7 separate regions of the Mus musculus genome follow, and regions 1, 2, 3, 4, 6 and 7 are each linked to region 5. A link is a loop called in an ENCODE intact Hi-C map of the cell type or tissue named here. Cell type or tissue: left cerebral cortex. All regions are shown on one strand.

The links. A loop is a pair of places that touch in the nucleus more often than their neighbours do. Peaks named below come from ENCODE experiments on the same cell type or tissue, not always from the same donor. Only the 100,000 strongest peaks of a DNase experiment are listed, where the experiment ranks them.
Region 1: a loop joins it to region 5, with 4 times the contacts of the local background. A loop is called at or near these places in 23 of 42 quality-filtered maps.
Region 2: it touches region 5 in a loop (6-fold over the local background); 20 of 42 quality-filtered maps call a loop at or near these places.
Region 3: it touches region 5 in a loop (2.6-fold over the local background); 20 of 42 quality-filtered maps call a loop at or near these places.
Region 4: it touches region 5 in a loop (3-fold over the local background); 2 of 42 quality-filtered maps call a loop at or near these places.
Region 6: it touches region 5 in a loop (4-fold over the local background); 10 of 42 quality-filtered maps call a loop at or near these places.
Region 7: it touches region 5 in a loop (2.2-fold over the local background); 11 of 42 quality-filtered maps call a loop at or near these places.

Annotation. Positions count from the first base shown.
Region 1 is chr5:93,161,516-93,165,515 of GRCm38, reverse strand. Septin11 (septin 11) reads right to left here. Exons shown (of 10, transcript NM_001009818.2): 7 at 3,224-3,392; 8 at 135-267. Among named protein-coding and RNA genes, the nearest start is that of Ccni, 43 kb to the left of the region's middle. In left cerebral cortex, CTCF peaks have their summits at 1,757 (motif pointing right) and 2,654 (motif pointing left); a DNase peak (open chromatin) is centred at 1,767.
Region 2 is chr5:93,266,333-93,270,332 of GRCm38, reverse strand. It overlaps Ccng2 (cyclin G2), which reads right to left and starts at 2,760. Exons shown (of 8, transcript NM_007635.4): 1 at 2,536-2,760; 2 at 1,574-1,711; 3 at 931-1,068. The coding sequence starts at 1,711. In left cerebral cortex, CTCF peaks have their summits at 1,798 and 2,830; DNase peaks (open chromatin) are centred at 2,144, 2,821 and 3,180; H3K4me3 peaks cover 2,992 bases; H3K27ac peaks cover 2,359 bases.
Region 3 is chr5:93,277,175-93,281,174 of GRCm38, reverse strand. No RefSeq gene overlaps it. Among named protein-coding and RNA genes, the nearest start is that of Ccng2, 12 kb to the right of the region's middle. In left cerebral cortex, no CTCF peak of the experiment used is centred here; a DNase peak (open chromatin) is centred at 1,747.
Region 4 is chr5:92,726,847-92,730,846 of GRCm38, reverse strand. The region is part of intron 1 of Shroom3 (shroom family member 3); the gene reads right to left. Among named protein-coding and RNA genes, the nearest start is that of Shroom3, 45 kb to the right of the region's middle. In left cerebral cortex, a CTCF peak has its summit at 2,387 (motif pointing left); a DNase peak (open chromatin) is centred at 2,378.
Region 5 is chr5:93,090,183-93,094,182 of GRCm38, reverse strand. It overlaps Septin11 (septin 11), which reads right to left and starts at 767. Exons shown (of 10, transcript NM_001009818.2): 1 at 586-767. The coding sequence starts at 612. In left cerebral cortex, no CTCF peak of the experiment used is centred here; DNase peaks (open chromatin) are centred at 750, 1,623 and 1,831; H3K4me3 peaks cover 2,278 bases; H3K27ac peaks cover 2,093 bases.
Region 6 is chr5:93,001,228-93,005,227 of GRCm38, reverse strand. The region is part of intron 1 of Gm36764 (a long non-coding RNA gene); the gene reads left to right. It also overlaps the pseudogene Gm6450. Among named protein-coding and RNA genes, the nearest start is that of Gm36764, 5.8 kb to the left of the region's middle. In left cerebral cortex, CTCF peaks have their summits at 509 (motif pointing left) and 2,426 (motif pointing left); DNase peaks (open chromatin) are centred at 634, 903, 2,362 and 3,246; H3K27ac peaks cover 3,606 bases.
Region 7 is chr5:92,993,721-92,997,720 of GRCm38, reverse strand. The region is part of intron 1 of Gm36764 (a long non-coding RNA gene); the gene reads left to right. Among named protein-coding and RNA genes, the nearest start is that of Gm36764, 13 kb to the left of the region's middle. RefSeq lists an enhancer at 1-454. In left cerebral cortex, a CTCF peak has its summit at 1,900 (motif pointing left); no DNase peak of the experiment used is centred here.

The DNA of each region.
Region 1 (4,000 bases), 71 kb before region 5:
CATTCCTTGCCTGGTGGGGAAGCTGCTCTTGTGGTAACGGGGAAGGGGAAGCACTCTGTACCACTGTGAAGACTCACTAACCGCAGCATGCTGAGAAAATGCCAGCGTCCGCTCCTAGAGGACAGACAGCTCACCTCTTTTTCTGCCTCCTTGAGCTCCGCCTCTTTCTCCTTCACCCTCATGACGAACATCTGTCTCATCTCCTCCTCTTTCTTCTGTAGCTCCCCCAGGAACTCGTTCCTCTTTGCTTCGTAGGTCTCCTGAAGACTATTAAGAGTCCGCAAAGCAAGACAGGGCATAAGACAGCATCGTACATCCCACTTCACGCCACTTCTCCCTCTCTGGTTCCAAAAGAAAAAGCTCAACTGCTGCTTACCACACTGAAGCTCAAACCAAGAGTTTTATTCTTATTTATGCCAACATGACAGAGACAAACACGTCCAAAAGCATAGGGCAACGCCGAAGGACTACAGCTCATCAGCCAGGTTTCGTGCAAGAGCAAGTCAGCCTAGCATCACGGGTGAAATGACAGGAGCTGGACTCAGACAGAGCTGTAATTCTGGCCTCAGCAACTGGCTGACCTTGGTAGGCACGGCTCTCCAGTCCCCTGCACAGGGGTTTCAGGCACAGTGACACTCACCTCCACAGGATAAGATCGTGCAATTGAGTCAGGCGTCACTTGAGGAAGGCATCTACTCCTCACCTCCCACTACCCTTCAAAGGGCAAACAGGCTTAGCGAGAAGTCCACCTTCTAAAGCCGGGGCTTTGGGGTAGAAACCCGCGATGGCTCAGGCCACGGTACAGTTTCTAGTGGTGTGGGGAGGTGTCTAATTTTCATTTTGAATCCTGTACTTTGCCCTTCTGCAGAACTCAGAGCCTGAGTTTCATACTGAATGTCATACTCAACTGTTTCAGAACAAAGGCATTTATAGAGAAAGCTGTGACGAGACTATACAGTCAATAGATCTGAACCGCTAAAGAAAGTCCTCTTGCTAAGTCTAATTTGTTCCCTGATCTCACCCAGAGGGGTTAAGGACACGAGTAGTGGCAGGGTCAGGACTTGAACTTGGGTTCCTTAGCATTCCTCAACACTGGTCCTGGCCAATGCATTCAACTTCACAAAAGCTTGTTGTTTCACTTTTGTGCATAGAAACAAATACTCTATTAAAAAACAAAACAAAACAGTTTTTTTTTTAATTATCTTAATAAGCCTAGAGTGGGGCTTACTTTATGGGGTTATCATCTGGGAAATTCATTGCAAGTGCAGACGGACTTGCTACACCTTCACAGAGTCATCCTATCTGGTTGGAGATAGTTTCACAAGCCTGCAGGACTTAATGAAATGATACTAAGTTCATTAGAACTTAACCTCTCGGATAGAAGTCCTTTGTGTGAGATTTGCATTTGTTCTCACCAAACACAGACATGATTATGGGAATGCACAGTTGTACCATGCGGGGAATCAGCCCAGAAGTACTGATCTTTCTCCAAAGTGATTCCAAGAGAGAACTCCTCCACCAAAGGGCCATTCAGGCCTGGGAGGAGACTGCCTCAGTGAGCACTGACAGACAGCCTTAGGTTCTTTGGCCAGCCATCAGTTCGACGGCTTGTAGATTTCAGAGTATGTCCTAGGGATACCCAAAAAAGGTGGAAAACTGGTTGTTCAAAGGCACTGTGGCTTTAATCAGAAGAGGCTCAGAGTCCAGACAAACCTCACATTGGCGCAACTGAGGTTCCTATTTAAGAAATGGCTTGGGCTCAAACTGGACAATCCCTTCTTCTACCAGGAGGTGGCAACCTTCCATAGTGACTCAGAGTTATCCTTCCATTCATCCCAAACTTTCTCCAACAATGGGGGGGGGGGGGGATGTGGGGTGTGAAAGGAGGACAATTGCTAGGGTGCTGAGTCTACCTTCCCCACCCCTGCATTAATTAATTTATTCATTTTACATCCTGATTGCTGCCCCAACCTCCCTATCCCCTGCCCTGAGCCTACTTTTAAAGTGTTTTTTTTTAAGATTTATCTATTTATTTTATGTATATGAGTACACTGTAGCTGTCTTCAGACACACCAGAAGAGAGCATCCGATCCTATTACAGATGGTTGTGAGCCACCATGTAGTTGCTGAGAGTTGAACTCAGGACCTCGGAAAAGCAGTCAGTGCTCTTAATCCACAAGCCATCTCTCCAGCCCCCTCTCCCCTTTTAAAGTTTTTTAAAATTTATTTTTATATGTATGGGTGTTTTGCCTGAATGTATGTTTATGCTCCACAAATGTGCCTGGTGACCAAAGAGGCCAGAAGAGAATGTCGTATCCCGTGGGGCTGAAGCTGGCCTTGAGGCACCATGTGGACGCTGGGAATCAAACCCAGGTTCTCTGTAAGAGCAGCCAGTGCTCTTAACCACTTAGTCGTCTCTCTAGCCACAATTACTTTTCTCCTCGGCACATTTTGGGTGTCCATCCATCTGTGATGTGGGAAATCATATACATTTCCTAGGCTTTTTCCTTTCCTACCCTCTGTCAGAGCGAGCTGTACACCAGTGAGATAACAAGAACACCTGAGGGCTGGAGACGTGGTTACACTGCTGGTTGCTCTTCCACGGGACCCAAGTCTGGTCCCCAGCACAATCGTCATATGGCTCACCTATAATCCCACCACCAGGGGATCTGACTCCCTCTTCTGGCCTCTGTGGGCAGACACTTGCACACACAGACACACAAACACAGGCATACAGACATCCTTGCATGCTTTATAATGAAAAGATACCTGAAAAGCTAAGAGCCTTAGAAAGTCCAAACTGTTTAAGACAAATGAATGGGGGCAAATGTCACCCAGCAGCTGCATCCTGTGAGGGTGTGGGACAGGCACTAAACCCCACAAAGTCAGGAGCTAGGGCTCAGGAACCAAAAAAGCAAGGATTCAGAACAGCCTCCTTTCCCTAACTACTAGGACTTTAGGAGGTTGCTTACACTTTCGGCGCTTTGAATGCTAATACTTGTAAACACGGGCAGCAATGCCAATATCCACAGCATCACCTAGCTAAGATGATAATGCAAAGTGGTTATTGCCCGGCAACAAAGTGGTTTTCCTAACACCCGCTGATTAACCCCACCTCACCTCACGCCAAGCTACTGAGGTAACAAAGCCTCATAGATACATAGTTGCTCTCCAGCAACCCTTTCCATGGTGCAGACACACCTGTCTGCTGTGTAGCTCATACCTGAAGGGCTTGCTGTCGGGGTCCGTGTCCTTGAAGCCCATCTCCTCAAGCTTGCAGCGCCGATACAACTCGTAGTGGCGAGTGTGCGTCTGCTCTCGCAGGTCCTCCATGTTCACTCGGATCAGCATCTCCCGCAGCTTCACAAAATCACAGTGGTTTTCGTTCTCAACTACAAGAAAAATGAGCAAAGGAGAGGAAGGCCATCAGTAGTGACTTCACTGAGAGGCAGGGTGACGCTCCAGAGGGGGTGTCGCCACCCCTCTTAAGATCTAAGGTCCAGAAAGCATAGAGGATGTCTTGCTAGCTTCTCCCTCCATGCTCAAGGAAGCCCAGGCGAGGGTGGCGGAATTGATGCTGCGGAGGGAGGGGCTTCACAATCTTTCCTTTAGCTTTCAATCATTCTGCCTGCCAAATGGTGAGTCTTCTCCTGCAGAGGCAGAGTCCGGGTTTGGGATGCAGCTGATGGCCCAACATCTGGGTAATAACATCTGGCTCCAAGGTCAGCCCCAGGGCTACCACTCCAGGCTGTGCCAGCCCAGCAAGGCAGTGCTTAAATACCACCATTCTTCCCAATGAGCAGATTTCTGCTGCAATAGCATTTCCTTGGAAAAACAACTTTCCCAGATATGAGAGAGAAACAAGTTCTTCCCAGCTATCTAATGCTTTGCTATGAGACAGGTGCTGAGGGCTACTCTTTGTGAAGAACCATTTCCTAATTTTACTAATTTCTTAAAGAGCCCAGCATCTTGAGGGCCCGCCTCCAGCTCGGGGCTTGTA
Region 2 (4,000 bases), 180 kb before region 5:
TGTACAGCTGCTGCTGCGGACAAATGGCTGCCCTTTTCTTCTCAGGGCCCTAAAAAGTGACCCAGCAGCTGACAGCGATCCTATTGGCCAGAGAATTTCCATGTTTTTAACGGTTGCTGCTGACTATTAATAAGACGGTGGCTGCCTGCTTTGAAGGGCCTTACAGAGAAGGGAGCAGATCAACGTTAGCATAATTTTATACTTCTTTGTCCTGCTTCAGTGTTAAAACCACGAAGGCTCCAAGGGAAACAGGATAACTAATGAAAATCTCTCTCTCTCACTCTCTCTCTCTCTCACACACACACACACACCACACACAGTATTTTATTTTTATAAAAAGTCTAGCTTCTTTCCTCTCACTCAGTTTGGGCACTTTTATAAATGAGCCTGTAACAGATATTACAGTATTTTTCACAAAGTGAATTTTAGTTAATTCTTCTTGACTCCCTGAACCCCTGGAAGCACGCACAGAGTACTTAAAGTATAGTGGCCTGCCTCTGTAATGTCTTACTAGAGGACATGTTTAAGAGGCACAGCAAAACCTTATTGAAGACGCAGAAATACAGTTTTCCAGTCTCTCTAGTATGAATGATCACAATTTGACTAATATAAGTTTATAATCAGGAGGCTTTATTACATTTCATTTGACAAATATTGAGCCCTGTATGTGTTAGAGACTGTGTTGGGCACTGGCCATTGGAAACATGTTGATTTGTCAGAAGTGGAAACACACACTTTTGACCCTAGCACTTGGGAGTGGGAGGCAGAAGCGAGCAGAACTCTGAGGTTGGAGGCCAGCCGAGTCTATAGAACTAGTTCCACAACAGTCAGAGCTACACAGAGAAACCGTGTATCAAAAGATAAAATAAAAATTAACAAAAAATAAAGATATAAAATATAATATGGATTTTATAAAAAGCAATTAAATACCTTCATAAGGGCCAAGAATCTATCCAAAATATTGACAGCCAGAACGAAAGTTTCAGTGCCAGATCCAAAGAAGTTAGTTAAACTTCTTAAATCTTCCACTTTGGCATTTCTCAGTCTTGAACACAAAGTGTTATCATTCTGAAATTAAAAACCAAGAATCAAAGTTTATTTTCTTAGAATGGAATAGAGGTGGTTCAAAACCTACTCTCCCTTTAGTTTTCCCCATTGTACACATGACCTCCTAAAGCTATCACACTACGTTCAGATAAATCACTACTTTTAAAATTTATCCAATACAGAACTTTAGCCAACTCAATATAACGTGAAGTGTTGCCCCACCCAAGGTAGTTACAGCAGAATGTGGGTTCCTTGATGAGGTTTTTCTGACACAATCTAAGATCCTATTAGAAATATTCTCTAGGAATTTCCCACCACCAGAAGAAACGCCTCTACAGTACACTTGGTATAACTTCCACATTCACTAAAAACAAAAGCAGAACCCTTTCACGTTTCACGTTTTTTCTTAGTACGGTGAGGCCAATTTTGGATTTAACTTTTTAGCCTTTGGTACTGATTTGGTACGAGGAAAACCAAAAAGTTACCTTCCCACCTTCCCCCAAGTCCTATCAATTCTCAAATTTACCTCCGGGGTAGCCTCCATCAAGATCAGCCCTTTTTCCCGAGGTTGGTATCTCTGTTCTTGTTCCAGGTAGAAGTTCAACAATCCGAAAAGCTGAACCCCTTCGCCACCTGCCAAGTGCTTGGCCCCCAAATCCTTCATCTGCAGCAAATACACCGCGGCCGGTTAAGAATATAATCCGGATACGTAGGGTGTGAGAGCAGAAGGAGCTGGCCGCGATCCCTCCAGCTAGGGGCGCCCCAGATCACGCAAGCCAGAACCGGGTGAGGGGGGGATCGGTCACGTCCGCCAGCCTCAGGGGAATCCTCCCCTAAAGACATGGAGGCGTGGCATGGGGGGGCAGTATCTCGGTCACCTCCGCTGGCCAGGGCTAGTTCTGATCAGCTCTGTGGCCGACAGCGTTTGACGTACAGGAAAAGTGTCCAAGAAGCGTAATGTCCCCTACTGTCCGCATCACCTGGACAGCACAGCAGGGACTTCTAACTAGACTCTAGGCCCTAGAGGAAAGCGGGGGACCGGAAGACTGAAGCCACCGAAGCGGGTTCTGGGGCGGGGCGTTGCACAATAGGAGAGAAGGGAGGGGGAGTCTCGAGACTGAACAAAGAACTGGAAGGAGGCGGCTTCGGAGCCCCGCCCCGGGAGCCCGTCGCGGAGCCCACCTCCAAGCTACCCCCGCAGCTTCTGCAGCTTTGACGAGCCCCGCAACTCGAGACAGGGCGGCCCAGTAGCTTGGGGGATGCTGGGGAGACAGTGGGGAGTCCAGTACGCCCGCAGCGAGCAGTAGCCTAATACTTGGGCTCAGTAACGGTGCGAAGCCCCGGGGCTGTCAACCCACCGTATAGCCTCAGAACACCCTGGAGCCCCTGTCAGTCCCTCAGCTGCGGCTGGGGGACTCCACCATCAAAGCAAACCGCGATCCAGACCCGGAGCCACCAAACCCAGAGCCACCCGGGAGGCCCACTCACCGTGTCGGCCCCGGCGTCACGGACCGGCGCGGCGGGGGCGTCCGGACCCGTCTCCGAGCTCAGGGACCAGCCTCCTCAGCGGCACCCCGAGACCCGCATCCGACCTCCCCGCCGCCGCCCGGCCTCACAGCCCCGGCTGCATCTTGCTCCTCAGCGGGGCTCAGCGCCCGCCCTGCACCGCCACCTCCTCCCGGCTCCGCCGCAGCCTCCGGAGCTGAGCAAACCCCTTGTTTTTGTTTTGAGTCTGCGACGCCCCCAAGGGGCGGGGCGCGTGACTGCGCGCGGAGGGATCCTCGCTCGCTCGCCCAGTGGATCTGAGAAAAAGAGTCCCTGCTCCGAGCCTCAGTTCCCAGCCTCTCTTGGCCCCTTCTGTTCCTCTTGGCCTTGCGGAGCCAGGATCTATGGTAGGGAGTGGAATCTGGATTCCAGCCTCATTTCAGAATGGAACCGGAAGGGAGCAAAGATGAGCGAGCCGATCGGAGAGCGGAAGGAGACAGTTTCTGGACGCCTCACACCTTTTAAAGGTCCCCCGATTTGTTTTGTTTTCGCTGTTTTGAAAAGTCCGCCCAAAGTAGCGGGCTCCCTGATTGGACAAGGGTGGGGCAAGCCGACTGCTGAGGACTTGATTTAATCTCGAATCTGGATTGGCTGGCCGACTGGCTGTTGCGTCCTCTGATTGGCTCTCAATATATCCCGACTCTCTTATCTTCTTCCGGGGCCTTAGCAACTCTGGGGTCTGGATTGCGCATGCTTGGGTGGGTGGCATTTGTGGTGCTCGGTTACGTGCCGGGGTCCACAGCTGCCTAGGAACTCTAGCTCAGTCTAGGCGAGGCCCGAGGCTGTCGCCTCTGGTCACACCCCGAAAATCCGAGGTCACATAACTCTGTAACAGCGTTTCCAGGAGTGCAGAAGGGCGTCCTGAACTTCTTAGTTGTACCACCGGTGTATTTTGCAATAAACAGTCAAGCTCTTAACATTCCAAGATGCTTACCGAGATAATTTTTTTTTAATCGATCTGACTCAGGAAAGAAAAAAAGCTAAATTCAACTAGTTGGTTACACAGCTGACTTGTTGAAGTTGGGCGGTGGGTAGTAGAGACTGCATTACAGAATTGTGAGTGCATTTGTGTGCCTTGAAATTTTTTTTCCATAATAAAAAGTTCAAAGGAGGGACCTTTCAATAAAAACTGCAGATTGATGAGGGTATATAGATATCTAATAAGTGTGCTTCTAGAGGTTATGGTTGTACTGTTTGCTTTTGGTTTTAATGAAGGCTCCCACAGCCTCTTGGTTCTTGATCGCCCATAAATTATCATTTATTGTCTATTATAATTAACGTTGTTATTAAGCTGACACCTCTCCTAAGGCAGAGCAAAAACCAAACCAACTAGATGCCTTAGGCAGGGCTAACTTTCACACGGAGTGGAGTATCTGTCGGGAGGCAGGAAAATTCCCTAGATTGTTTT
Region 3 (4,000 bases), 190 kb before region 5:
CAGTGCCTGACGCTCTAGCTGCTGGAACCTAATGCCAGTTGGTCTTTGTCTCTACACCTCACCTTTGATACAGTGCAGGGCAGTATCTAGAGCGATGGGCTGGGACCTCCCGTGTGCTCTGTTGAAACCCTGGCTTTAGAGAAGCTGAATTTGTCCTTACTTGCATAAAAGTCTACCTCTGCAAATTATGGATAGCTGTAACCAAGAATGTCAAAGGCATGACCAGGCATAATTCTCAACACGGGAATATGTTTGTACCCAGTATTATGTTAGGCAGGTTGAAGGAGAAAAAGGACACAGAATATATCATCTCTTCTCATAAAAAGTTCCCAATTAAGGGAAAAGAATATTCCAGCCCTGTGGAATAATTACTGGAAGTACTCCAGAGGTAATTGCTATGTTGGGTAATAAGAATATGGGGAAAAAGTAAGCAAGCCTTTAACAAGACAGTTCTTACAGAGTTCCACTCTAGTTAAGCATGAACTGCTCTAAGTCTTGGTCCCAGAATATAATAATGAAGCATCAACTATAAAATCAGTGTAAGAACTGAATGGGTATGTGTTTGGAAAGGTTCTTAAGCCTAAGCGCCACAGGTCTGGGGTCAAATTAAAATCCCTTGCTCTAGGGCTAGGGTTGAGCTCAGTAATGGCGTGAGTATGCAGTGAATACGCCACGGGCTTGGCCCTGGACTCAATCCCAGCACCAACACAGAAATCCCTGCTTTAAGTCCTAACTGCTTTGGTACTAGACTGCCCCGACCATTCCATTTCTGGTCTAATCCGGTTCCAGAGTAAGTAAAGATGCCTTAGCTCTGAATCCTAACTGTTTTTCCTTTCTATGGGCATAAGCCCTTAAAGACAGAGCAGGAAGAGTGTAATTTTGATTTCCCTGGTATTCTCAATACTGTTCTTCATATGAATTCTGCCGCCGATTCAGGTTGAATGGTATCAGCTTCGGGGCAGTTGAGCGCTGAAATGAAGAGCTCAGTGTCTGGCAGGCAGATGGGTTTGGGTCACAGTCCTGCCTACCAGAGAAATATCAATGAACCTAAGTTCTCTAACACGCCTAGCACTGTACCAGGACTGATCGGATAGCTTTGGAACAAGGCGTAAATAATCCATGTCAGGCATTTGGCATGGTGTAGAGTCAGTAAAGTTGCCTGTTACCTATAATAAAACCACGCAGCAGCTGGAGAAAATGGAGATGATATACCTAGTGTTGGGCATTCCGCAAAGAAAAGAGACACCAAGAGCCTCTCCACCAACAGCCTCTCCCTCCAGGGGAAAGACAGGTGAAGAGAGCAGGCGAAGGCAACAGAAAACTGTTGGGAGAAGGCAAATTTAAGTTATAAAAACAACACATGGCACTGACAAGGATGCTGTGGGAGAACTTCTTGAAAGGAAGCATTATCACGGGCTTTTCAAATGACAGGATTTGTTATATTTCACCCTTAAATTCCCTAAGGATGGGGATGCGTTTGGTGTCACATAGCAAGCACTTAGTTTGGTTTGGGCACACAGGGGATGTTCAGACAGCCATCCAGTGAGTCATGGTAAGGAAGCTTGAACTGGATGCTAAGGAACCAAGATCTGTTAAGGGTTTCATCAAAGGAAGGAGATAATCGGTGTGTGTTCACACTTCACTCCGTATTATGTAAAACGCCAACGACATAAATCCATTTCAGGAATAAAAACATTACATTCATATAATCACCCTCTGGCCATGAATATTTTGTTTCAGCTATTTATTTCTCTGTAGCGCACCATCCCAAAGCCTAGAGGCTTCAAGAGACTTCTTTCTTATGGGTCTGTGGTGGATCAGGACCAATTGTAGGGGTTGGGTTTGCAGGTGAGGATCCAGGGTGTTTAGCTGAAAACCCAGAACATCAAGAGGATTTTCATTCTTAACACCCCTTCCACGTGGTCTCACATCTTTCAGGTCTAGTGCAAACTCCTTTGTGATAAAACAGAGGGCCAAGAAGGCAAAAAGAGTAGCTACCTGTTTGTTAAAGCCTAGACTTACACACACACACACACACACACACACACCTTCTCCTGTTGCACTTTAAAGTAGGCAGACAAGTCAACACAAGAGCAGCCAAAATAAAAGGGAAAGAGGGTTCATTCATTGACTGAAAGAAAATCACAATGCTGCGGGTGATGGTGGGGGTTAGAGTGCCTGACTGCCACTTTGGGAGACTATCTACCAGTCTGATATCTACTCTCTGTGTGACTAGCACAGACAGTTGTTGGATATTTGTGGTGTTTACAGGAAAATTGTACTCCAAAGAGTTTTGGAACAGAGTCTCCAGGATAAAGGGCACGCCTAGCATGTTCAACATCTTGGATTCAACCCCACCATTTCACAAAAAAAAAAAAAAAAAGGAGGGACAAAATGAGTGTCTTAATCTCCCTTTATATAAATGAAGTGGTGTGTCTGTATCAGAACTTGCCTATGTGGTAGGAGATAGGATGTAGGGGACACATCATGCTACAATCTAGTGTTTAAATGACAGGAGTTGAAGAAAAAAACAAAATCCTAGACCAAGAAAATGGTTTAAGTTGCCATGAGACTTCTGCAGCCAACATCTGTATAATTAACTTCAATGTAAACTCTTATTTAAAGTCCAAAGGGGTTTATTAAAACACAATACTTACATAATCTCAATCCTAGGGCAAGAGGTGGAAGTAGGGTCACATGGGTGGAGACCCAGGACCCAACAGGACACCAGCACAATAGCAAAACACATCCAGCTTCCACTGTAAACCACAACATCCAAACCAAAAGAGCCAAATTTTTTGTCAACTCAAAGGGGTGGATCAAGAACGAGGTCAAATGGAAGCCTCTCCTCACACTGTGGTCATGTGTGCAGATGCCTGGGTCTCAATCTGACTCAATTCCTTGAGAAAGGTGCATTATTAAATAATAGCAAGCTTGTGAGTCCCTTTGTAATAACACACATGCATGCATGCACACACACATGCTCACAGGTATGCCTACTCACACTCACACACACATGCACATACACACAAACGGGCACACACATGTACGCTCATACATATGCTCACTCACTCTCGAGCACACACATAAGTGCATACACGCATACACACATGCACACTCACACACTCCAGCCCATCTTCCTCCACATAGCAGCCAGCTTGCCAGCTTCCTTAACATTTTTTAGCCTCAGGAAATGGCAAGGGAAAACAAGCCAACAATAGCCCGGCAATAGGTTCAGAGTAGACTTGGTTTCTCTTACTGAGTGGATCCTTTTGAACAAATTTTCAGGACATTCTTACTGGCATACTTAAAAGGGTTAAATGGGCAGCAAGTAGGGACCAGCTCTAAGTAAACCTGGAATAAAAGATATCAAGAATAGCATAGTAAACACTATTATAGGAGGGTCAGTGTGTGTGTGTGCACATGCATGCACACTTATGTGTAAACCAAACAAGAGGTAGAAAAGGAGAATCAGTAAGGAGATTAAACAGTATAAGTGACATCCTCCAAATGAGGGTAGTTATTCTCCAGTAAACAAGCAGGAGGTGAAAATACTAGCCAGGTTTTTCCCTTGAACAGGTAGAATTCTAACTTGGTGAGATAGAGGTAAGAACAGGTTTAGGAGTAACCAGAAACTTCCCAGTAGAATGGCTAGGGTGACTAATAAGCTCAATGGAAAGGTCTAAGATAAATACATAAAAAACTAGGAGTAGAAGAAGAGGCATGGGTAGAGTCACCCAGAGAGATCTAATAAGAAAACCAACACAATGCAAGGGACTGAAGAGACCACAAATACTTCACAGTAAATTAAAATCTGAAGCAGAGCATATTGTAGCTTGCCCAAGCTACTTAATAAGGGTCATCCTAGAACAGATGCCTCACAGGGAAAGTAGGAAGCTCTGGCGATTTAAGAATGGTCCCTATAGGCTCATAGACTCAAATGTTTGGTCACCAGGGAGTGGTCATTCAGGGGTGTGGCCTTGTTGGAGGTTAGTGTGTC
Region 4 (4,000 bases), 360 kb after region 5:
CCCAGGTGAGTCAATCTGAGTCTTAAGTCCCTGATTTGTCCTTTACTCTTAATATCCTTCCAGAGTCTATCAGCTAGGCATAGCGCTTTTATCTTTGTGGGTATCCATCATATCAAGCCTTTTCAATTTTAGTGTGTGTATGTTTAAGGATGGAGGTTGGGAGAGAGGGAGGCAATGGCTGGGGGGAGAGAAAGAAACAGAGAAGAAGGAGCGGGAGAGACAGAGACAGAGAGAGACAGAGAGGTCTCAGGTACTCCACACCAGCCTCAATTTCTTAGGTAGTAGAAGCTGGCCTTGAACTCATGATCTTCCTGCCCCCACCCCCAGATCAAGTCGTCTTTCTTTTAAAGGCTTTAGTCATTACTTACCCGGTTTCTTTCCTCTTCAAAGCCACTTTATCTATGACTGTGATACTATAGAGTTATACCCCAACCATTATACATTAGAATTCAAACCAGCAATCAGCTTCCCTGTCTCCTACTCCTTTTAAAGATGGGAACTCAGTGGGTAGCCCAGGCTGGCCTTAACCTTAGAACTCTGGTGCTCCACGCTGAGACTGATAGACATGTACTGCCTAGCCAGCTCCCACCCCATCTCCTACAGCCAGCATGAACATCATTTTCGCTCCCTTTCTGAGGTGAAATATACAATCAAAATGTCTACGAAGGAGTCAGGAAGGGCTTGACAGTGTGATAGTTCTACAGAAGGTCCCCAGAACACAAGGAAAATCAGGAATCAGATGCAAGGTTAATTAATCTCTTACTCTAGTCGCCCAGCTAGGCTAATGTGACTCAGCATACCTGCTTGCCTAAGGGGATGGTTACAAGAATTTGATAAGACCTGATAGAGCTTTGGGTAGTTCCACAGCATTGTAAAGGAAGTCCATTATAACCCAACCCAGCTTCTTCCTTCCCAGTACTTCAGCAAAATATTAACTAACCATGTTCCACCCTAGATCTATAAAGCTTTCCACTGTTGAAAAAAAATTTGGGTTTACCCAGGCATGGTGGTGCATGTCTTTAATCACAGCACTTAGGAGGTAGAGGCAGGGGCAGGAGCAGGGGCGGGGCAGAGGCAGAGGCAGGTAGATCTCTGTGAGTATGAAGCCAGCTTGGTCATCATAGTGAGTTCTAGGACAGCCAAAGCTACATAGTGGGATCCTGTCTCAAAAGAATTGAGTTAGTGAGGCACCCCTCACTAAGAGACTTTGCAGCACCCTACTATCATACTAAGTCCCCATACTAAGGACCAGTGCAGCCTTCCACTCCTGTCTCAGCCTGTTAACCAGGCCAGGTAGCCACAACTTACATAGCAACTACCAAAAAGACCAGCAACCTCAAGGGTTAATCCATCGTTTTATGCTCTCTAGCTTGCAGAGGGGACAGCTCTAACAGGGCTGTGTGATGCACCGAGGAACTTTGACCCACATTCCAGATCTACTTTCTGCTCTCTTTACTCGGCTGAGAGAAGGAGGGAGGTCTGCTCTGGAAACCAGGGCCCCCCTCCTCCCTGCCTTCTGAGGTTTCCACTTCCAGATGGTTTTCTTAGGAAACTCGCTGGATAATATGGAGGATAAAGGTTATACAGGATGCGATGAGACCATCAAACATCTAGAATTCACACGTCAGTCTCCTTCTGATGCATACAAACCATTCAACCTGGTCCTTGAGTTTTTCTCTTAAGCCCTTCAGTTCTGTTTCCACTGTGCTGGATGTCCCCAAACTCCCTGGAGAAAAGGGATCTTTTAATGTAGTACCTGTGCCAGCTCCCCTCCATGTCACGGTTAAGGTCTCTAATGGATCATTGACCCACAACCCGGCTTCTTCCTGACAAATCGTTAGAATCACCATCTCCGGCTTTGGATGCTGGTCCCGTCTGTGTCTGCTTCCATCTCACTTTGTGCTCAGCTCCCACTCTCTACCCCCTTCTTCCTTCCCAGCCTCACCAACCTCAACCAAGGAGCAGAGCTTCCCAACCCACAGATCATGTCACTTGTAAATGGACCATGTCTGAAAAGACTGGTAGCATACCCGTGTCCTGTGAGATACGTTGGGTGAGCATCACCCACCAAACATCTACAACTCACATCCTTTCCTATTCTAGAAGGAAGTTTTCATCTCATAAAGCACACAGCTACCTCCCTTGGACCCCTAGCTTATGGGTGAGAAATGGTTAATCACGTAAGGTTTTGGGGATTGGAAGAACAGGGAAATCTTGGTAATACCATGTGCATTATTCTAGGCACATTAAGGCCTCATAGGGACCACCAAAGTAGCAACAAACGGAAGCCATTTGGCATCTTTCTTTTATAATATGATGTAAGTTCCAGAATGCCAGCTCTTCCTAAGGGGAAAATAGCAGGCAAAGGTCTTGTCTTCTGGTGCCACCTTGTGTTTGTGAGAGGAACGAGTGAATGTGACTGCAGGATAGAGCTTGGAAATTCTTCAGTCCAACTTTGATTCACAGATAAATGGAAGCTCAGACTGGAACCAAGGACAGCCCCTTCCCCACCCAACACACTTTCTCTGCAACACACACCTGTCATCTGCACACATATGTCTTCTACCTGGCAGCAAAGGTCAGTGTGCACAAATGCACAAATGCTTCTTTCATTCAGTGAAACATACATTCATGTGTGACCGGGCCAGCTCACCATAAGAGCTAGCACAGAGCACTGGCTATGGATAAGGTGCCGTGCTTCGCACTTTTATAACTCACTGAGTTCCTCCAGTCTCCCTAAGGACAATAACTATTGTTAACCCCGTCTTACTTTTAAGGAAACTGAGGTTTAGAGGGGCAGAGTAACTTATCCCAAGGTACACGAGTGTATTCTGGCAGAAAAAGAATTCAAATGAGTCTTCACTGGTTTGGTCTGCATTTCTCACTATCATTATTTACCACACTGACTTTGTCATATGAAGCTTGATTTCCACAGGAAGGTTTCAAACCAGGAGAGATCCTGAGAGCCCATTCAGTTATTTACAACCATTTCCATCTCTATCCCATGCTGGTCTCCCCTTGCTCCACTAAACTAATATAATTTAATACCTGTGCTTTCCACAATGTGGTTCTTGGACCAGCAACTTCAGCATCATGACAGATCTATTGATGCTTAGATTTTGGACTCACAGCTGTCATAACTGTGAACAATAAACAACTGCTAGTTACGAACTGCTCAGTCTAAACTACTACACTACTGTAACAAGAACTAGAAAACACAACCAGAAAGTTGAAAGTAGTCAAAGAAACTGAAGAAAATGCAAACAAAAGGGGATCTTGGGCTGGAGAGATGGCTTAGTGGTTAAGAGCACTGACTGCTCTTTCAGAGGCCCTGAGTTCAATTCCCAGCAACCACATGGTGGCTCACAACTGTCTGTAATGGGAGCTGATGCCCTCTTCTGGTGTGTCGGAAGACAGCAACAGTGTACTCACATACATTAAACAAACAAACAAACAAATCTTTTTAAAAGGGGGGTAGATCTTACAAGAATGGATCAAAGGCAATAATATTAAGATGCTGACATTCCCCAAATGGATCTATAGATCCAGTGGAGTTGCTACCAAAATCCCCATTGGTTCCTTTGCAGGAATTGATAAGCTAATTATAAAATTTATATAAAAACTCAAGAATATCTGGAAAAGTCCTGAGATAGAAAAAGTTGAAGGAACCATACTTTCTGGTTCAAATTTTAATATTAAGCTAACATTCACCAAGACATTGTGCCAAAGGACAGACAGACATCAAGGCACTAGGATGCAGAGATCAGAGCGAACCCTCGAATTTATAACTAATCTCTCAGACCTCGGGTGCTCCTGAGAGTCCTCCCCATTCCTGTGATGAGGTGACAGTAGGCCTTGAGAGCAGTCTGCCCTGACAGTCTACACCAGTCAATCCCCACACAGGCTACTTGGTGCATCTAGAGTCACCTTTCGATTGTCTTCATAACATTACTAGGATCCTCTGCAGCCTTCAGTTTTTCTCTGTTTGATCAAACACATT
Region 5 (4,000 bases):
ACATCCTGGGCAGGGCCCGGGTCACCCGGGTGGGCGCCTGAGGGTGTCCGGAATTTCACAATGCACCCGGGGGGGGGGGGAGTAAACCACCACGGAAATCCCACCCCTTTGACCCGCTTCTACGGCCGTGTGACACAGCGCTTCAGCACCCAATTCTCATGCCCGGATCGCCCCCAGGGCGCGAGAGAACCGCGAGGAAACCCTCCTCAGTCAGCGCCTTCCTCCTCTGTCACCAGCTAAGCCTTGTGCGCCGTGAGAGAGAGGTAGCTGGGGAAAGCAGCAGCTCAAGCAATCTCTTCTAAGGGCGCCTCACAGAAGGGTCCTTTTCTTCCCACATCCCCGAAACAGGGGCGCGCCAAAGCGATCTAATGTTGCATCAGGTAGGCTCTGAGCCTGCGGGCTCCCCAAGCTCCCCTCCGCCCCAGACGCGCGCCCAAATTCATGCACACACCCACAGCCCCCAACAGCCACCACCCAGAGCCCCCCTCCTGATCCCCGCAAGTCTCCACCCGCACGCGCCCCGAAGCGGAGACCACCCGGCGCCCCGGGATCAGCACGCTAGAGAAGTGAGGCCCCAGTACTCACACTCGGTCTCCCCACCGCCACGGCCATCGCGACTGTGGCTCTGGCTGCTCTTTACCGACACTGGCTGCTGCTGGTGCTCCGGCTCCCGCTGGCCTCCCCCGCGCCTCCCTCGCGGCTGCGCCCTGCTCGCGCCCGGCTCCCGCGCGCCTCCAGCCGCATCTGCTCGCCCGCGCCGCCCCGCCCGCTTTATTCCAGCAACATGGCCTCCCGCCTGGACTCGACCATTAGCTGCCCCGGGACGGGGGTGCAGAGAGATCCCCAGCCCCAGCCGAGCAGACGAACGCAGCAGGTGAACCGTGATCCTGGTCAGCTGATAAGATGATACGCTTTGAAGTCAGCCACCTTCCTTCCTGTGGCTTTCTTCCGTCCCATTAAAGCGTCCTGTGCCGGGACACTGCCCGACACTCCCCCTGTTGCAACACGTGCTGGGGTCCGCGTAAAAGCCTAGGCGCGGAGGTCCCAACCCCGAGCTGCCACGCGCTGCGCGGAGCCGGCACCTGGGGCTGCTATGGGGTGGGGCAGGGAGGCTAGGGGACCGCAGGGTGCAGAGGTTGTACCTCTGGAAAATTGACCTGGTGACACGCCCCACCCGGAGGAGCCCTCTTAGAAGGTGCGGTGGGTAACTTACTAGGGCCGAGCGCGCCCCACGAGGAAAGAATTGCCGGTCTGCTGGGCCTTCCATCAGAAAGGAGACTAAACCAGCTGCTGGAAGCCGTCGCTGTGGTGTGCGGCCGGGCTGGGGACCGCTTTTCCAGAAAAAGAGGACCTAGTCGTGAACGACCCAACCACCGCTGCTGGGGACAGGGAAATTAATTAATTAATTAAAAAAACTTGAGTGCTCGCTGGAAAAATTAAGCCGTTTGTGAGCTTGCTCCAGAGCTTTTCCCACCGTGTCACACTGGAGAGGTTACTGGTGCGAAGAGGTCAGTGGACGTGATATTGGATCCCGGAGACAGACCGGATGACCCAGGGCCCGGAGGCGTGCAAGCTCAATCCTGGCTGCGGGGTGTGGTGCACAGCGAAGGCGAGAAGCGGGTGACAAGTGGGTGCGACTCACAGCACAGGGAACTGGGAGGGCTCCTCCACCACTAAGAAGGACTTCCCCCCACCCCCACCCCCAGCAGATGTTGGAATAATTACAGTGTCTGAGTGGCAGGCGAAATGGCGGGGTCCTTGTACATACATCTGACATAGGCTTAACAGGGAGAAGTGTAATGCGCTGTGGGTGTCCACGCATGGTAGACCCACGATCACGTGAGGATAGCTACTCACGTGAGTTGAGGAAAGTAGGTGACTTGAAGCGCAGGGGAAGAGGCAAGGGAAGGGCTGTATTTAGCCCACATGAACGCGCCCACGGGGCAGGGGCGTGGGGGGAGAACTAGGGCGGGCATCTGAGAGTCATACCTGAGACTTCAAACATCCAAGTTTCTGGGAACCCACTTTTGGCTACGGGATTCAGATGCTCTCTGTCCAGTCTTTGGCTGAGGGTAAGTGACTAGCACTGGTTCACCAGTAGCTGATCTGATGCTGGGCTGCTCTGGTAGGTGAGTGAGGAGCTAGAAGCTGCCTAGAGTGAATTCCACCCTTGGCGGTGGAACCTAGGGAAGAGTGTGTTGAAAGAGGAAGGCTCTGATGTAAAGCCAGATTCTGGCTCACTCAGACCTGAACAGCACTAACTTGTTCTGATTACTCCCTGTTCTATAGAGAAGATGTCTTTTGAGAATAGGGACCTCATTTACACCGTTACACAGTGTCGAGTTTGTAAGATGTCACTCGAGTGCTCCGCAAGAGCTCTCAAAAACAAGAATTACCTTTCCTCTGTGACTCTAATGCAGTGCTTTCTTGTTCTTCGGTTGGGGGTGGGGGGTGGGGGTGCGAATAATTTCTTATTCAAACTTAAACCTTTTAAGATTAAAAGGAGAGGCCCGGTGCTATATATAACCTCAGATGACAACAGGCAGGAACTGTGACTTACTTTCACCCCAGCCATTGTTGCAGATGAACCAGGCCGTTAAGAGGTTGTCATAGTAATATTCATCTCTCAATAGACTATGAACTCAAGAGTTCTTGCCTTTTGGCTTCTAGCACACACCGTACATGTTGAACAGGACTGTCCTCCAAGCCAAACAACTGTCATCTTGGTGCAAATGAACATCCCAGCTGTGGCTACTGACTGTTTATCTCACTCAGAGAGGGGAGTGAGGCTCAGGAGCCCCACACTGGGTATCCAGTCACTTACTACCACGCTTTCTATGTGCATCTGCCTTCCTTGCATGTGGCCTCCAGGAAAGGCTAGAGTGTATATAGGCTGAGAAGCTAGGAGAGTGGGGATCCATCTGTGTGACTAGTGGAAAGCCTTCATCCCTGCTGGGTCATGTTAGTTTTCAGTGTGGCCTCTAAGAAAAGAGCACTTACCCTTCACTAAGTAACCCCTCACCTGTGATCCAAGGAAGTCCAATGAACTCACTGCTTTCCAGAGTGAACTTCGGTTGCGTGGTGCCTCGGTTTGTCTGTGGACCTTAGGAGGAAGGGTAGATGCTGCTAATGCCTCCCCTAGGGAGGAATTTGAGCAACATTTGCAATATTCAATAAAGTTGAATGATCAATACATGTTTACATATTCTATAAATGTTGAGTGGAGATGGAACTTGGGACTAAGGCTATGGATAATCAATTATTTCCATAGACAGAATTTAGTACTTGATCCTAAGGGCAGTGACAAGCCCAAGGGGTTAGTAAGCCTAGAAGTGATTTCAATTTTTCATTTCAGAAAAGATATATGATGAATGTTTAACATTGTTCCTCGTGTAAGATCAGTGCCCCTTCTTAGTGGGACCCCTGATTATTTGGAGAGATTTTCCAAGTGAATCTTGCACCTTGGTAGAAAGTAACTGTCTCTTATTAAAGGTTCCTGAAAATACAACATCCATCAGGCCCTTAATTTCGTTCCCTTAGTGCCCTCAAGAGATCACATGATCTACACTCAGAGAGGTGACACTGTTAAATTTAATTCTGGAGTTAAGTAAAAACAAAACCTTTGCATTCTAGGTTTACTCATTCTAAGTTTTTTAGGTAAGTTATCTAGGTTGTTTCTGTATCTTTCCCCTTTCCTTTAAAAAATCTAATGTAAGAGTGCTTTGATGCATTAAGAAAGTACAAAATATACAATGGGAACAATAACAAACAGATACAATGAGAAATACATTAAGAAACAAAACAGATACAATGTGAAAAACACAAAACAGATACAATAAGAAAGACAAAATAGATACAATGAGAAAGACACAAAACAGATACAATGAGAAAGACACAATACAGATACAAGAGGATAAGGTAAGAAACCGGGATGCTGGGCATGGTAACAGACCTTACATCCCAGCCTGGTCTATATAGCCAGTTCCTCAAAACAACCAGG
Region 6 (4,000 bases), 89 kb after region 5:
ATCCATAGCACTCATGTGTACTCCAAAAGCATTCTAGATCCTTCTTTAACAGACTCAATCTCTCTTTTAAACCCCGACCCTGCCGTTTTTCTATTCTTATATTTTCTTCATTCTAAGAGCCATCATTTTTTTTTTTTGGTTACAATTATATCGAGAAATAGACCCCCCCATTTTAAGTGAACCATTTTGAGGCTTTTAATATTACCACAGAGTTGTAAAATCATCCCCACAATCAATTCTAGAATATTTGTATTGCCCTTCAAGGCAGCCTGGTACTGGTTAGCTCCTATACACTGATCTCCGATCTTCCCAGACGAATATCCATTAAACAAACTACTCTCTGTAGATGCATGCATTTAGAATTCTTCATGTAAGTGGAATCTTGGGGGGCTGGAGAAATGTCTTAGTGCTTAAGAGCACCAGCTGCTCTTCCAGAGGTCCTGAGTTCAATTCTCTGCAACCACCCTGAGCCACCCTTAATGAGATCTGACGCCCTCTTCTGGTGTGTCTGAAGACAGCTACAGTGTAATTACGTATAATAATAAATAAATCTGTGGGCTGGAGCAAGCAGGGACTGAGAGAGTTTGGCAGGAGCGAGCAGAGGTCCTAAATACAATTCCCAACAACCACATGGTGGCTCACAACCATCTGTAATGGGATCTGGTTCCCTCCTCTGATGTGCGTGAAAATGGAACAGTTGTATAATAAAATAAATAAGTAGATTTTTTTTCAATATATAAGTCTTTTATTCTCCCAAAAGAACCCAAATTGTTCTTGTGATCAGGATCTTGTTTCTGGAGCCAGGAACTGAGGCCTCCTCACTCGTCAGCCTGCTGCACAGTTCCCTTCTCAGACACATAGATGCCGTCCAAAAACTTCCTGATATCCTTGTTTTTAACTGTTGTGGCTTGCTGAATCAGGGCAGCTGAATTTGAAGCAAGTTCAATATCATTTCCTTCAAGGATTAACTCATCCTTCTGGGCTTGAGAGACAGAACAAGCAACACCTGTCCTCATCCAAACCCTGTGGATGTAGTTTTTCACCCAAGAAATTTCGGATTTCAACCAAAGAGCCATTCTCCTGGATGACGACGTTGATGGGGAAGTGAGCATACACAAACCACATTTTGTATCGGAAGCCCAGTGTGACACCTTTGATCATGTTCTGAACATGACTGCAGATGTTCCTGACGGTGGCCAGTTCCTTTCTGTTACCCCACCATTTGTCAACCCAGAGCCTTTTCTTTTTCTTCCCAAGAAGACTCAGCTCCACGTTGATGTGATTGAAGTCCCTCCGCAGAGTCCCCCTGGGGCCCTTCACAATGACTGTGCGCCCCTTCAGAGTGATTTCGACATTCTCTGGAATGTCCACAGTCTGATTGCTGCGAATGGTCTTCATCCTCACAGTAGATGGGGCAAAAAGAGCAAGTAGATCTTTTTTAAAAAATGATAAAATAAGTGGAATCATGTATGTATGACAAGTAGAGGCTGTGTTCTTTCACTTAGCACAAATGTTTTCAAGGTATCGTATACTTGTGTTGTAACATGTAGTTAGCAGGAGTCCATTCAAGAGCACCATTAAAAACATTTTAGCATCTGGGTTGTAAAGATGTATCTTCAAGTCATTGCCTTCCCGTAAATGGTGTCAGAAGCTGAGCCGTACAGATTAAGCAGTAACGCCCCATTCTTTCCTTCAGTTGGCCCCTTGCAGCCTGTGAGCTTGAACACACGTAGGACTTAGAAGACAGGAGCCTGAATGTGAAGCCCTGTGTCTGACCTCTCCTTTATCAGGGCCTACAGCTTTGTAAGCATAACGAAAAGCCAACCTCATGAGGGTCTGGACTCCCTTTATTCTCCTTAGCCCTTATCTTAGCTCTTATGGAATCCTTTCCACTGAGCTAACAATAGCTACCCAACAAATATTTACGTCAAGGTTCCCTCTTTGTCTCATAAGCGCTCACAGTGGGGGCTGGAGAGAGGGCGCTGTGATTAAGAGCACTGGCTGCTCTTCCAGAGGTCCTGAGTTCAATTCCCAGCAACCAAGTGGTGGCTCACAACCATCTGTAATGGGATCTGACACCCTCTTCTGGTGTGTCATCGAAAGGTCACAGTAAAGACAAGGCATTGAAGGGTAATTATTCCAGATGACCTGGCAGTATCATTTCTGAGGATGTTACCTCCAAAGAACTGAAAGATTGACACTCATATTTGTGAACTGATTTTCATAACAAAATTGTTCATAGTAGCAAAAAGTGGAAAACAACGCAAATGCTTGAAGAAGGGTGTTGGGCAAAGTGTATGATGCACATGCAATAGAATATTATTCAGCCTTCAGAAGGAGTGGCATTCTGACTCATGCTACAGTACAGAAGAAGCTTTGCTGTACAGTCTCTCCTCTGGGCCACAAGGCTGCCACCTTCAGGAGGTTGCTCTGTTCCCAAAAGATCATCCCAGCTGGGCTTGTTGCTGGAGAGAATCACGGGACTCTCACCTGAGTATCCAGTCATCTCTCCCAATCAGTCATATGTAATTCTTCCCTAATTGCACATGGCCCTGTGGTCTCAAGGAGTGGGTAGGTAGAGTATATAGGTAAGGAAGGAGTAGGGGAAGGTGCTCCAACCTCAGCCTTGGGGACATCATCATCGCTGTTGGGTGGCTTCTCTAATGTCACCCACACTCCCATCCAGGACCCCCCACCCATGCTCTGTAAATAACCCTAATAAACTCATTGCTTCCTCGGGGTGACGTTGGGTGGAACTGAACTTTGTCCTTGGGATCCTATGTGGAAGGTAGGTAGATAGATAGATGTTGCCTAGTCTCCCTCTCCCCCAAAAGGGTGAAAATTCTCACATCAAACTTGAAGACCCTTTATAAGGTGGTTCAAGTGGCCAAATGCTCAAAAGCATTGGAAGGGTGTCTTCGAGAGGCCACCTGAAGGGAACTGGATGGAGTTAGTGTTTAAGTACACAGTTTCAGCCTACAAGGTTAGAAGGTTCTAGAGATAAGAGGTGCTGATACCGATGTGTAACAAGGTGAATACGTCTGATGCCACCAAGCTGTGCAGTCATCTCTTTGTGCAAAGTGTCGGGGCTGGGATTTCCAATATATTTCAGTAGGTAGAATACCTGCTTAGCATGCACAAAGCTCTACATTTGATCCTCAGCACCAACTAAAACTGGGCATGGTTTCACACCTCTAATCCTGGCACTAGGTAGGTGCAGACAGAAGGATCAGAGATTCAAGGTAAATTCAAGGCCAGCCTGGGCTACATAAGACCCTGACTTTAAAGGAAAAAAAGTGAATATTTTCCTGTAATACTTAGACTAACCCTACACTCCTAGACTTATGCTATTTTCCTGCCTCAGCCTCCTGAGTAACTGGGACTGAACCACAGAAACATTCAACTTGCCAAGATATATAGTACAATTAAAAACGGTTAACATGACAAATTAGAGATACAAATCTCTCTCTCTCTCTCTCTCTCTCTCTCTCTCTCACACACACACACACACACACACACACAGAGAGAGAGAGAGAGAGAGAGAGAGAGAGAGAGAGAGAGAGATTGACTGTAGAGACAAAGGTAGCCAAGAGGCTCTTAGAGTAGAGGCACCTTCTTGGGACTTTTGTGTCTGCTCCTGTTCGGTGGCTGGTATAGCCTTTGCATCCCTCCTGGTCCTTATCAGGTCTCCCTCTGTATCCTCCCTTCTGTATCCTCTTATACTGGGCTGTGTAAGATCCTGGAGGCAGGGGAGATGTGGTGTGGTGGCTTGTTGCTGAGGGCTGTAAGCTAGGCAGGCTGCCAAGGTCTGGGCAGGACAAAGTGTAGGCAGTCGAGGGCTCTGGAATAGGGGCCTGGAGAATCCATAACTGTCTAGGTGACAGAGATGAAGAGAGATGGTGAGACTTGAGAACACTTTAGGCTGCATACCGTGGAACCCAGTGACCCCCGGGAGCACCATGAGTTTGCTGCACCCACGGAGGCCCCAGGTTTCTGGATT
Region 7 (4,000 bases), 96 kb after region 5:
AGCAGAGATGGAGAGACTCTCCTTGGGAGATGAGGGCTGCTTCCAAGACTTAAAGGGCTGCGCAAGTTGCACAGGCTGTTGCAAGGTATGCAAGCTGGAAGAACAAAACCATCCCTGAGTAAACAGGCTGACTGGAGGGCAGTGTGGCCTGCACATGTGTGGGCCCTTAGTGCTCAAGGGATGGTATGAACACAGGAGCTGACGGAAGGAGGCTTTTCCAAATCCATTTGCACTGGGCTCTGCTTTCCAGAGGAGCCCTGGGGAGGAACATGAGATAGCCCCAGAGCAACATCTTAAGAAGGTCTTTAAAGTACTCCAGGCTTGTTTTAGATTTGGGGGAAAAAAACAGTTCTGGAATCATCTTGGACTGTCCATGAAGTCCGGAGAAGCTGTTTTGGAAATGTAATCCAGTCATGTCATTTCCCTGCTTGGAAAACACCAGAAACTCCTGCTGAAAGAGTTGTTCTCACCGGCCTTCCTGACAGGCGCCTTCCTGACAGGCTCCCAGCGGAAGGCTCCAGCCCTGTTAGCCACTTGGTCCTCCAAGCTTCAGGTTCAGGCCCTTTGAACCTGCTATTGTTTTTGCATAGAAGAGTGGTGTTTCCAGTGCCTGGATGAAGTGTGTGAGCCATCTATGTACAATGGGATAAGACTCGGCCATAAAAATAATAGGATCTTGTCATTTCCATCAGCATAGGTTGAGAAGTTATGATAAGTGGAATCAGCCAGACACCGACGGGCAAGGGTTGCCTGATGATGACACTCATCTGTAGACTATAAAAACTCTGACCTTGTTGCAGTTCAGAACAGTATAGTGATCCTCAGGGGCTAGCGTCAAACTGGGGAGGGTAAAGCATGTATCGATGGGTGTAGCCTTCAAGCAGATGGGAGAATCCGTTCTGGAAACTATAAGCAGGTGTCAAGATCTGTGGCCTACAAGTAGGTACACATCAGTTAGGAACAAAATTGAGGGTTGGACGTGCTGCTGAGTGGAGAGCATGCTTAGCACACGCAGTCTGTGGGTTCAACCTCCAGTACCTCATTAACAAACCAACTCACGTCAGCAAACGGAGTCGCTGGCCCCAGGGGGTGGTTGTACTGTTAAACTCCAGACTCTGGCTTGGTTTTGAGCGCTGAGGTAATTCAGTGGGACCTGGCTGTAGCTGGGATCTTGGAGGCTGTCATGCAATGATGGGCTCTTTAGGAGTCAAGGCCTCATGGGAAGGCATGGAGGTATGTCCCGCCACCTCCTGTCTCTTTCTTTGCTTCCTGGCTGCTAAGATGTGAGCTGCATCCCCCACAGGCCTACACCAAGATGCTCTGTCTTACAACAGGCAACAGGCCAACCGACTGTGTACTAGAATTCCCAAATTGTAAACCCAAATGAGCTTTTCTTTCCTGCTGTTTCCCTTGTGTTTTTAGGGACTGAGTCTGTTTGTTTGTTTGTTTGTTTGTTTTGTTTTTGTTATTGTTTTTTTAAACCTGATTGGCCTGGAGTATTTTGTCACAGTGAAGGGAAATTGCCAAACACAACTTCTCTTAAAAATTGTATCTCGGGGGCTAAAAAGTTGGCTCAATGCTTAAGAGCACTGGCTGAAGGCTGGAGAGATGGCTCAGTGGTTAAGAGCACTGACTGTTCTTCTGAAGGTTCTGAGTTCAAATCCCAGCAACCACATGGTGGCTCATAACCATCAGTAATGACATCTGACGCCCTCTACTGGTGTGTCTGAAGACAGGTACAGTGTACTTACATATAAATAATAAATAAATCTTAAAATAAATAAATAAATAAATAAATAAAAGCACTGGCTGCTCTTCCAGAGGTCCCAAGTTCAATTCCTAGTAACCACATAGTGGCTCACAATCATCTGTAATGGTATCCGATGCCCTCTTCTGGTGTGTCTGGAGACAGCTACAGTGTACTCATATACATAAAATAAATAAATAATTTTTAAAAATTGTATCCCAGACATCATAGAACACAGAATGAGTTATGTAGTGAGGATAGCTGTCGCTTTATGTGTTCTGAGTGATATAAAGTTAATTTTTTCAGTTTTGACAGCCACTGGAGTTGACAGATGTCAGCCCATTCCCCCATAGCCACTTCCTACTAATGAGAAGCTGCTTTTGACTGAAGCTCAGAGGTGTAATTAAGGTGTAATCATCAGAGGTGGATGATAAAAGTGAATTGTGCCTGGCCTCAGAGATTGTTAACCAGCTCAGCAAATGTTGAGGGTAGCAGTACCAGGACGCAGAAGAGTAGGAGGTTAGGATTTGTGAAATGACCCTTGGTTTCCCATTCGCTTGCCTGCTCTTCCTGTGTGACTTGGCACCTTTTCCTGTGGCAGGGTAGAATCTATTTTTCCATCTCAGAGATCTAAACCAGTTTTGTGACTTGCTTTGGTTTTTGTTTTAGAGCCTTTAAAATATGTGTGTGTGTGTGTGTGTGTGTGTGTATGTGTGTGTGTGTTTGGTTTTTGTTTTATCGTTGTCTTGTTTTTAGACAGAGTCTTACTATTTGGTCCAGGCTGGCCTTGAACCCACTATGTAGTAGTAAGGCTGTCCTTAGATTTCCAGTCCTCTTGCCTTAGCCTCAGGGCTGGGACTATGGCTGTGTGTGACCATATCCAGCCCTTGTGACTTGCTGTGACTGATGATGTGAGCAGAAGATGTGACACAGACCTCAAAAGCGCCTGACACACATCCCTGCTTGCTTGCTCTTTTTCTTGGGAAGCCTTGACCTTGTTCACTGAGCTTGAACAACTCTGCTGACAAGGAGGGAAGCCTTGCCCTGAGGTCTCACTGCCTAGCTGACAGCCAGCAGAACCAGCAGCAATGTGGGTGAGGCCCTCAACTGGTCTGCCAGCTGTGATGGAGCCTCAGTGAGATCAAGGACAAACTCAGAAAAGCTAAGCCATTTGACCTGCAAACTTCTGAGCAGCAAGCATGACTGTCAGTCACGGAGGAACATGGGAATAGGAACTGAAGTTAGAGAGGACCTCGGTGGGAGTGGCGGTGAAATGAGGTGGACAAGGGGGTGGAGGTGCTCACTCTCTTTCCTCCTTGGAAATGTCAGTGTCAAGCTAGGTTCCTGGTCCTCTATTCCTGCATTTCGAGATAATACGAGTTCAGCTGACTGTAAGTAATTTGTTGGGTAAGAAGACCGACCCATTAGACTACAAGATAAGGCTCAGCAGTTGGTTATTAGCTTACAGCCTGCATGCCACCTGCTTTCATGTTATTACTAGAACAGGGTCCATGGTTCAGAGTTCTATAGTGGGCTGGAGAAATGGCTCAGCGGTTAAAAGCACTGACTGCTCTTCCAGAGGTCCTGAGTTCAACTCCCAGCAACCACATGGTGGCTCACAACCATCTGAAATGGGATCCAATGCCCTCTTCTGGTGCGTCTGAAGACAGCTACAGTGTACTTATATATGTAAAATAAATACATCTTTTTTTCTTTTAAAGAGTTCTATAGCAAGAGGCTGGAGAGATGTCTCTGCAGATAGGAGGAGCGCTTGCTCTTCTTGCAGGGGACTTGGCTTCGGTTCACAGTACCAATATGGTGGTTCAAGCTACCTCTAACCTTCAGTTCCAGAGGACCTGATGTCCTCTTCTGGACTGCACAGACACCAGGTGCATATGGGGTACACATTCATACAGGCAGGCAAGCACTCACACACATAAAATAAAAGGTAAAATAAATCTTTTTTTTAAAGTTTTATGACAAATGCAACAAATGCTATTATTTAGCCCACACAAAATATTTATTCATTTTACCCCAGAGATTACAAAAGCTAAGTTTTCCATTTCCCAGACTCCTTTGCAGCTAACAATGGCCATTTGGCTCACCACATGTGATATCCATGGTAGTCTGCTGCAATGTTGCTGGAGGAAAATGCTTTTCTAAGGAAAGCAACTGTTTACTACTGTGTTCTCTCCTTTCCTTCCTACTCTGAATTCAGTCCCAGCAGCCATTTTTTAATAATGAGGCAGAGCC